Linked DNA regions of Mus musculus: region 1 is linked to region 2. Evidence: chromatin loops called from intact Hi-C (ENCODE). Cell type or tissue: left cerebral cortex. All regions are shown on one strand. Each heading gives the region's core, and the rest is flanking DNA. Links, peaks and the distances in the headings are about the cores only. Region 1 has its middle 24 kb from the start of Gm32434. Region 2 has its middle 64 kb from the start of Gm13497.

The links. Hi-C counts contacts between places; a loop is a spot of excess contacts. Peaks named below come from ENCODE experiments on the same cell type or tissue, not always from the same donor. Only the 100,000 strongest peaks of a DNase experiment are listed, where the experiment ranks them.
Region 1: a loop joins it to region 2, with 2.7 times the contacts of the local background. A loop is called at or near these places in 2 of 42 quality-filtered maps.

What each region holds. Positions count from the first base shown.
Region 1 is chr2:51,459,828-51,464,228 of GRCm38, reverse strand. No RefSeq gene overlaps it. Among named protein-coding and RNA genes, the nearest start is that of Gm32434, 24 kb to the right of the region's middle. In left cerebral cortex, for the core only: a CTCF peak has its summit at 2,286; DNase peaks (open chromatin) are centred at 1,997 and 3,069; H3K27ac peaks cover 1,368 bases.
Region 2 is chr2:51,303,695-51,308,095 of GRCm38, reverse strand. No RefSeq gene overlaps it. Among named protein-coding and RNA genes, the nearest start is that of Gm13497, 64 kb to the right of the region's middle. In left cerebral cortex, for the core only: a CTCF peak has its summit at 2,425; DNase peaks (open chromatin) are centred at 1,658, 2,415 and 3,226.

The DNA of each region.
Region 1 (4,401 bases), core at 241-4,240, 160 kb before region 2:
CGGCTTCTCAATTTACTCTTACATGGTCACACTTCCTATGTAACACAGAAGGAGGGGGTCTTTTCCTTTTTACATGGTATAATGACCAATGGTGACTCAGAAGGTCCCGAGCACATGAATCACAGTCCTTCCAGCAGTGATGCTCACTGGATTAAGTACAGCATTTGACTGGTGTACACAAGTGTGGATTGTAGTAAGAGGAAAAAATCACTTCAACCTCTTTTCGCTGATACGTCTTTTAAAATCACTTCAACCTCTTTTCGCTGATACGACTTTTAAAGGAAAACAATATCAACAACAACAAAACCTCTTTTCCTTCACCAGTTTAGTACTTCCTGATGGTGATTACACAGGTAGTAAGATACATAAATCCCCCCCCCCAAAGTCTATCGTTATCCTGCTCTTTGGAGCTCCAGTTCATTCTCAAATAGACCCTCGGATAAAGGAGAAGCAAAGGTGTCTTAAAACCCATTCCCTAAAGTTTAGATGTGAGAAACCTGGAAATGCCAGAAGGAATGATTATCTTGAAAGGGCTTAATTCCTCTGTGCTTCTGATGAATGAGTTATATTGTGAGCAAATTCTCTTGGAATGTAGTCATTTATGTTACCAGCTGCTCCCAAACACTGCAGAGATGAAAACCCCAGGCTCCAACCATTGGTGTGATCATAAAGACGTCAGGCAAGTCACAAGCATTGGTTGAGCTCTAGGCATGTGGTAGGTGTTAAGGAAATGGTGTTGAGTGTCTCATGACTGTAGGTGACACTAGTCTTCACTGAAAGAATATGTAATGATCAACATTCTAATATAGCAGTTACACCATGACATGGTGTTTACCTAGGAGTAGTTGACAGGTGGTTAATCCTTCTGTGTTGACTGGGACACAGGACTTTTGGGTTACACACAGGGCTTGAGTGAACTGAATACAGTTGCCAGAGAACACCCTCCTGTCTTCCTGTAGCTTCTGTGTTGTTCTGACTAGAGCAGTGTGGCAGAACCCTCATTCACAAGGACATTCTTTTCTGGCTCCCAGTCTAGCTCACGATTTAGTTTGTACAACCATCCTGACCTGTGAAGGGGGTAGTGATATGGTTCTGTGGCCTTGTGAGCCCTATCTGTTTTCTTGATTCCCAAGGGTCTATGGCTTTCCTATTGTGTGCAGCAATGAAGGTCTAGGAGTCTAGTCATTTCTCTGCAAAGCCAACTTGACCAAGCTATGAAGTTTTCCTTTCACATTAACCCTAAACCAAACAACCATTCCTAAGAATCCGAGTTGCGAGGCTTGCTGAAGTTTATCTCAGGCATCTGTTATCTTGTTGAGTTATCTACAGACACAACAGAAGACAAGGACATCCCTAAGGAGATTGTTGGAAGATGAAATACATAAAAGATACTGTAACTAGAACTGTTTATCTGGGCACAATCAGACAAGTTTCACACCAGTTCTTTAAAGCCTTTTTCAATGGAAAAGGAAATCAGTCATCAAAAGGATTCAGAGAAAAGCTGATTTCCTACCTAAAACATAGGTTTTCGACTGCATATTGGACAAGAACTGGGTCTCTGCAGCCCAATATCCTAGAAATGAAGCCCTCTTTTGCTATGGAGCAGTCAAATGACCTTTGGGTAAATTATTTCTTTCTAAACTTGATGTTTGTCAGCACTTAAAATGATCAAACTGTAGTAGCCTCTAAAATAGCAGCATATTTATATGATTGTCTCTTAATGGGTGCAGGTTGCAGTAGTGACTATTTTGGGAACAACAAAAGAGTGAAGAAAAGAGAAGGAGGAACTCAGGATAGATTATAGAAGGATGGAAGCTTCCTTCTTGAGGATCCATTCTCTCATTTGTTTCAAATCCTTTGCCTTCTAAGGAGCAACCTGACTTGCTGGCAGCAGGCATATTAAAATTCACAAGTGGGAAGCAGGTAATTTCTCCAGGCAAGCGCCAGTGAAGGCCTGAGATGGGACCATAGCCAAATGAGTAAGCATGAAGCAGGATCTTGCACGTGCTCAGCCTCTCCCTGAGTGAAACTCCAACCTGAGAGCAGATTGTCCAAATCTTGCTAAGAGAAGACACGAGCCTAAGGCACATGGATAAACTCTGTGGCTTTAATCAACAGACTATGAGATTCTAAGTGTTTATAATTTTGAACTGCCAAATTGGAGTTATTTTATAACAAAGCATTAGGATAGGAATACAAACCAGAATACTACTAGTAACTTTGTTGGGCTGTTGTGATGTTACAGAGCCTGAGCTGAGCAGGAGCACAGCAGAGCCACTGGGGGCGACACTTACCCTTCTTTACATTGAGAGGATTTCAACGGTCCTATGTCTAATATTTTGAAATGAAAGAATTTATTCAAATCATTTAAATGAGAGTGACTTTATTTTTTTCACAACGAATTCCACCTCCTCATAAGCTGTAGCTTCAAGCTCTAGAACTTTCCTAAACCATCCCCTCTATGAGAGGAGAGACCCTGCAGTGACACAGTCCAGACTATTCTGATTTCAGAAACGGCTGTCATTGTCTACCCAACCCACAAAGCTCAACCTGTATACTCTGGCCAGGGTTTTCAGTTAGCTATCTATCAGGCTTTCTGTGTTGGAAACACAACTGTGGAAACAAGCTTCTTATTCATTTCCTAGCCCCTCTGGGTGGGTTTTTTTTTTATGGTAGCCACATCACTTACATGCTGTTGAATTCTGTCTGCAGACTTAAATTAATGCAGGTCCTAGGATCTTCACAGAGTCATCCATTTTTTTTTTCTAGACATCTCCTTCACAACAAAAGTCAAATGTTCAGAAGACTAAAAGCTCTGGCAATGGAGCATTTGAGCATGACTTCCTTCTCTAGATATAGGTCATGTTTCAAGATAGGAATGAAGTATAGACAGAAAGAATTACCCTTATCTTTCTCCATGTTTCATGCACCCGTCCTTGTAGACAGGTGGAAAAAATTCCTTTTATATAAAATGGAAAAAGAATTGGTACGACACCAGAATTTTTTAAACCTCCCCCTTACTCTTTAAAGTGCAACATCATTTTTAAAATGCTATAAAAGTCAGGCCATATGCCTAAGCTGTGATTCAGCTAGAACTGGGCCCAGCCTGAGTATTCTCCAGACATGAATGGCTCAGATGCAACACTATTAAATAGGCCAAGGCCTCTCCCAGTAAGATTTTTATGCTTAGCTGATAAAGAGTGGAAGAAAGCTATTAGTGCACTTGACCTTTCCCAAGGAGGGCTGAGAAACACAAAGGACAGATCCTGGAGATATGTGTCTGCCAAGTCCAAACATATTCAGCAGGTTAGCCGTAACTCATCATGAGAAATTCTGATCTGCTCTCAGCAGAAGCTTAAGCCCCCCATGAGCAATCGTCTTAGAATATTGGCAAGGGAAGTTACTATTTTGTTTCTGTGTGTCTTAGATAAATCAAACCCATGCTCAGAGAGCCAGAGAACAGAGGAAAAATTTCCACCAACACACCAGAGCTGCCTTTGACTCCATCTTTCTGTGCAATCTTGCATGAATTTTAAACCTTTATATTCTGACCTACAGAGTCGAAGCCAAGTAACTAAGTAAAAACAAAGCAAAATACATAGTCTTTGTACTTTTTGCACTTTTTCTCATTTCTGGAATATGTAATTTTATTAATATATACTATTTATATAAAAGAATGTAAAAGAATGGGTCTTATTATGATCTTTTTTAACGGTTTTTCAAGACAGGTTCCACTGTATAGCCCTGGCTGTTTCAGAACTCTGTAGGCCAAGCTGGCTTTGAACTCTACCTGTGTCTACTTCTTGAATGCTGGGATTAAAGGCAGGCACTACAACCATCCAGCTAATATATTTGTTTATATCATAATTTGATTTTTCACATTTTAAAAATATTGAGATCATAATTAAATTATAACATTTTTCTTTTTCCCTTTCCTGCTCTGCTACAAACTGGCAGCCTCTTCTCTCACTAGTTGTTTTTAGATATATATAAGTATAGGTATATACATATATACATACATACATACATGCATACACACATTCCTAAATATAACCCGTTCAGAGAATACAGTATTACTTGTATGTATGTTTTCAGGGCTGATCACTTGGCATTGGACAAACAATTCTTACCTTATGTTCTTCTTTTTTATTACTGTTTCTTTTGCAGAATTTTAGGCCTTTTATGGAAATAGATCAGATTATACATATCAGATTATATAGTGCTGTAGCAATGATGATATCCAGCATTCTAACCCTTTCCTTTTTTCCCTCATGTCTCTTGCTTTTGGCATGGCTTATTCACAAGGTTAAGCACACACACACACACACACACACACACACACACACACAGATTGACACAGACACAGACAGAGAGACAGACACAGAGGGAGAGATGCTAGTA
Region 2 (4,401 bases), core at 316-4,315:
TGGAACCCCTGACTTCCAGAACTAAAGGGTTTATTTGTAAAAACAAAAACAAACAAACAAAGTAGTTATAGATTGATGAAACGTCATCTCACAAGTAAAAAATTCTTTCTTGATTATGAAAACTGGGCAGATGACTAAATGCACTTGAAAACTGACTTTGAAATCAGAAAATAAACTTAGTCTTTTCTGCCTTTGTTTCATATCTGTCTATCACATTTCTAGACATATTTTTTCCAGTTATGTATCGTGGAAACTGCAGACTGTTGCCCTCTTCCTGACTGAGATCAGCTTCTGCAAAGAACAGGGACATCTCAATTGAATGATCTCAGCTGAATCCACGTCAAGATTATTTATGTCTTCATTCTCATTCTATATTGCCCATGTCTAAAATAAGAAACATCACAAGCACCGGTCCTGTGTGAACTTTGATGATTTGTAGTTTTAATTAAGGAATTTTAAAGTATCGATGCAGAGTAGCACAGATGATTCCAAACAAAACGTAATTACAGAGGAGGGGACAAGCCACAAATCTGATGTGAGACTGCCTGACTTAGAAAACGATTACATCCTGTATCCTCCAGGAAGTTTGCTTTCCATTCAAATGGTCAAGAAGCCTGAGCATCCTTTGTTTCCCGGAGGGAAGTATATATCTGAAATCTGGCATAACCCACTGGATGTCGGTGCATCACTCATGGAAGGAGAACAATGAAGAAAAAGAAAATACATGAAAATAGACATATGAATTTGGGGAGCTTACTTGCCTTGAGGGGAAAGATCCGTGGAATAACTATTAGCACCCTTGAAAATATTGCTCCCATGCCTCATTATGCCACCTAGATTTCCATCCTGTCACATTCGATGAGGTTTGTGCAAGCCAGTGATGCTAGGCCTGTCAGCCTGATAGTCTAATTTAGAATGACTCTCATGGCACCATTTGTAAAGCTTCCTGCAAAGCAATGAAGGGAGCCTTGGCAGGTGTTCTTTCTAACTCCATTTGTTGAGGATATTTTACGATTTTGGTGTGAACAGTGCTGTGCTCATGATGTGAAGGTCCATCTAGGCATCCTTGCTGCTATTCATGATTTTAAAACAACAGCCACGGAAACATCAAAAAGCCCAAGCTGAGCACAAGAAGTTGCATCTAACTCAGCTGGTAGAAAGTCGTGTTGTTTACCATGCATTCAAGTTCATTACCTTAGTTGTGATTTGCTGCAATCAGCTAAATCCACTCTGTTAATTCTCTTACTTTTCAGTAAGATTCTAATTGCATATAGCAGGCTGTCTTTTGAGCCCTGGGTGAGCTGGCCATCTTAGTTAGAGAAAGTGTGTATTGTTCAGAGATCAAACAGCAACTACCTTGTTACATCTGCATACTTGGTTGTTTTCCAAGGAGTTCCTGGAACTCCCAGTATCTTTCTGGTACCAGAGTGTGCAGACCTTAGAAATCATCCCTAGGTTTGTTTCACCCTTGGTTTGAGGGCACAATCAGTGATAGTCAAAGAAGGAAGACACAGGCATTGAAGCTTCTAAGTGAATAAAAGACTACAGCACAGTGATGCTGTTCTAGGAGACATTATCAGGCAGTAGCAATCCTCAACTATGGGAATCCTTGCAGCCCAAGGGGACACAGAGGATAATTTCCATATAAAGGAAGCAGATGAGTCACTACCCTTCCTTCTGCCTCCAGAAAATGCCTATGTTCTTCCATAGCTCCAAGCCATTCTTTCCCAGAAAGCTTTAGGGATGGCACAGCTGAACTTCTTGTGTTTAGTGGGCTAATTTCCCCCCACTCTCGGGCAGGTGTAATGTTTATTGTCCATAGACATTGTGCATCTTTGTAGAGAGCCTGATGGGATCCCAGTAGAATGACGCGAGAGGAAGAACAAAGATAACAGAGAGCCTCGGTATAGCCTCTGGTCCTACTTCCAAATTATTTCGGGAATGATCTCTTCCTCTTCCTGTAGCTCTCAATGTGCGTCCTTGTATTCCCACTGCACACCAACATTTCAGGCTCTGTGTGTCCCCTCCCCATGCATTTCTCTCCCTAGACAGACAAGAATAATTATTTCTCTTCTCATTTTCCTCTTCCTATGGCCTCTCTGTGAGCATCATTAGGTTACACTATTACATTCCAAGAGCTATGCACTTGATTTAGGTGAATTTGCTAGAAACAGCGCTAACCCTGCTTGATTGAAGAGAAACCTCACATTTGCTCTCTTGCTTTCCCTCCCTGGATTTCTCCCTCTAGTTGAGTACAAAGAATCTGCAATCTGCTTTCAGTCAACACTGCTGACACATCAAAGAAATATGACTTTAATTTTTTTTTCTAAGAAAAAATGAATCATGTAGTGTTCCCCGTACAGACAGTACCCTCCTCTGTTAGATGGCTGTGTAATCTAAAATCCTGGGTCCCATTTTTTTATGCCAGCAATGGTCAAATGATTGAGACTGCAGTGCAGAGCGCCACCACACCAGGACATGACCTCATCTGCTCTGAGAAACGGAGTGGGGTTGAGCTGGGTCAGTGTTTGCGGGAGCATGTTTCCGGTGAGAGCTGAGAAAATCTCAGGAAGGGACAACAATTTCTCATTCTGTTCAACAGCCGTCTTTGATGAGAACACTTGAGTTGAAAATTCAAACTAATGATAAGCTTATTATTATCACAGGAAAACCACTCAGTAGAAAACAGTTCCATCTTTTTATGAATAAGCAACAAGACACAACAACTATTTTTTTAAAAAAGAAGAAGAAGGTTCATTCATAGTTCATTTTAATGTCAGGAAGTGAAAATAAGTGAATCCATTTTTTTTTCTCCCCAAATGAATAATTACTAAGGATGGGTGGTTACAAGCAGAACATTTTCAGCTTTTTTTTTTGTACTGCTCTAGTCGTCTTTTCTATGATTCATCTGTCATTTTTTTAAAGACCTTCAATAGTCTTGTGAATCATCTACATACCTGTTTCCAAAGACTACCAGAGAAATGCAGAGCACTTGCTGATCAAGGTTCACAAACCAGAGAGCCAGCCGCACTTAGGATCCAGAATATCTCACCAAACAAAGCAGCACGTTCTCCAGTCACTCAGATGAGCCAGGGCCTTTTGTCACGTTGTGCTGAGGCAGAGGAGGCAGTTTGGAAGATAAATAATGAGAAATAGCACTTAGGGCTGGATTTTGTAATTATGTTCTGCCCACTAAAGGTTCCTATAAGCATCACCAGGCCTTGACTCTTTCAGCTTCTCATGACTCATGGCTGCGATACAGCCCACTGTGAGGGAGCTGTAATCCGAAAGCCAGGAGAACAATCTCCCTTGAGTGTATGTGCAGGTGGACGAGCCAGGGGTGGGTGTCTGAGTCTGTTTCTGTGACAGCAGGACTTCTGCAGGTTTGTTTCAGCTGCCAAAGAAACGACTCTGCTGAATATGAATTAGGCTGTGCTTTACCTCTTGTCCTTGGAGGTATCTCTATCAACACCACACACACACACACACACACACACACACACACACACACACAGAGAGAGAGAGAGAGAGAGAGAGAGAGAGAGAGAGAGAGAGAGAGAGAGAGAGAGAGAGAGCCCACCCAGCTATGCTCTCAAATAAGGCAGGTAGTTGCATTTTCTGGAATCAACACTGAGCAAAGAAACATTCTAGAGCATGTATGCTGTGTGTGGAGGATAGCAGAGAAAATAAGGAACAAAGAATGTGTATTATAAACCCAAGGAAATAGATGGAATAGGTGACTTAATGAGAAAAAATAAAATAAAAAGAAAAGCAACTAATACAAGCTACTAAAATGGACAGTGAATTATACCTGTAAAAATATGAATTGAGTAAGTGACCCTGGACATTCTCATGCAAAGAAAAAGGACGTGAAAGAAGAAATAAAGTTGACAACTGGGAAAACTGCAGGTAAAATATTAGGTCCCTGGCACATCTTAGGAGAGATGCACAAAAAGCTAATATATTTCTAAACTTTCCAGATATACCTGAATTTTTTGTATGCAAGGTAAATTGGTATCTTTGGGCTGTGTCTCCCAAACTGACATTCTTCAAAACTATGCAATGTCCACTTATATTCCTATACTTTTAAGGGGTGTTCTGGTTTTAGAAACGACTCATTTATGCCCTGTCTTTGAGGTTAACAAAGAGTACTAGCACTGAAAGGACCACAGAATGCCTCTATAACACAGCTACCTGTAGGACTTGGCTCCCATTTTCTCCAAGTGTACTTGAATAAGACTTTTTTTCTTTGTTTGTGTGTCATGTTGTATTTTGTCCAAGGACCATTGGTTTAGGAGTCCTCTGTGGGTCCTAGGCAGAGAAGCCCCCCCCCAAGAGAACAAGGTTGAGCCCTGCATCCTTCCTCAATTGCTAGTAGAAATGGCATCCTGCATCTTTCCT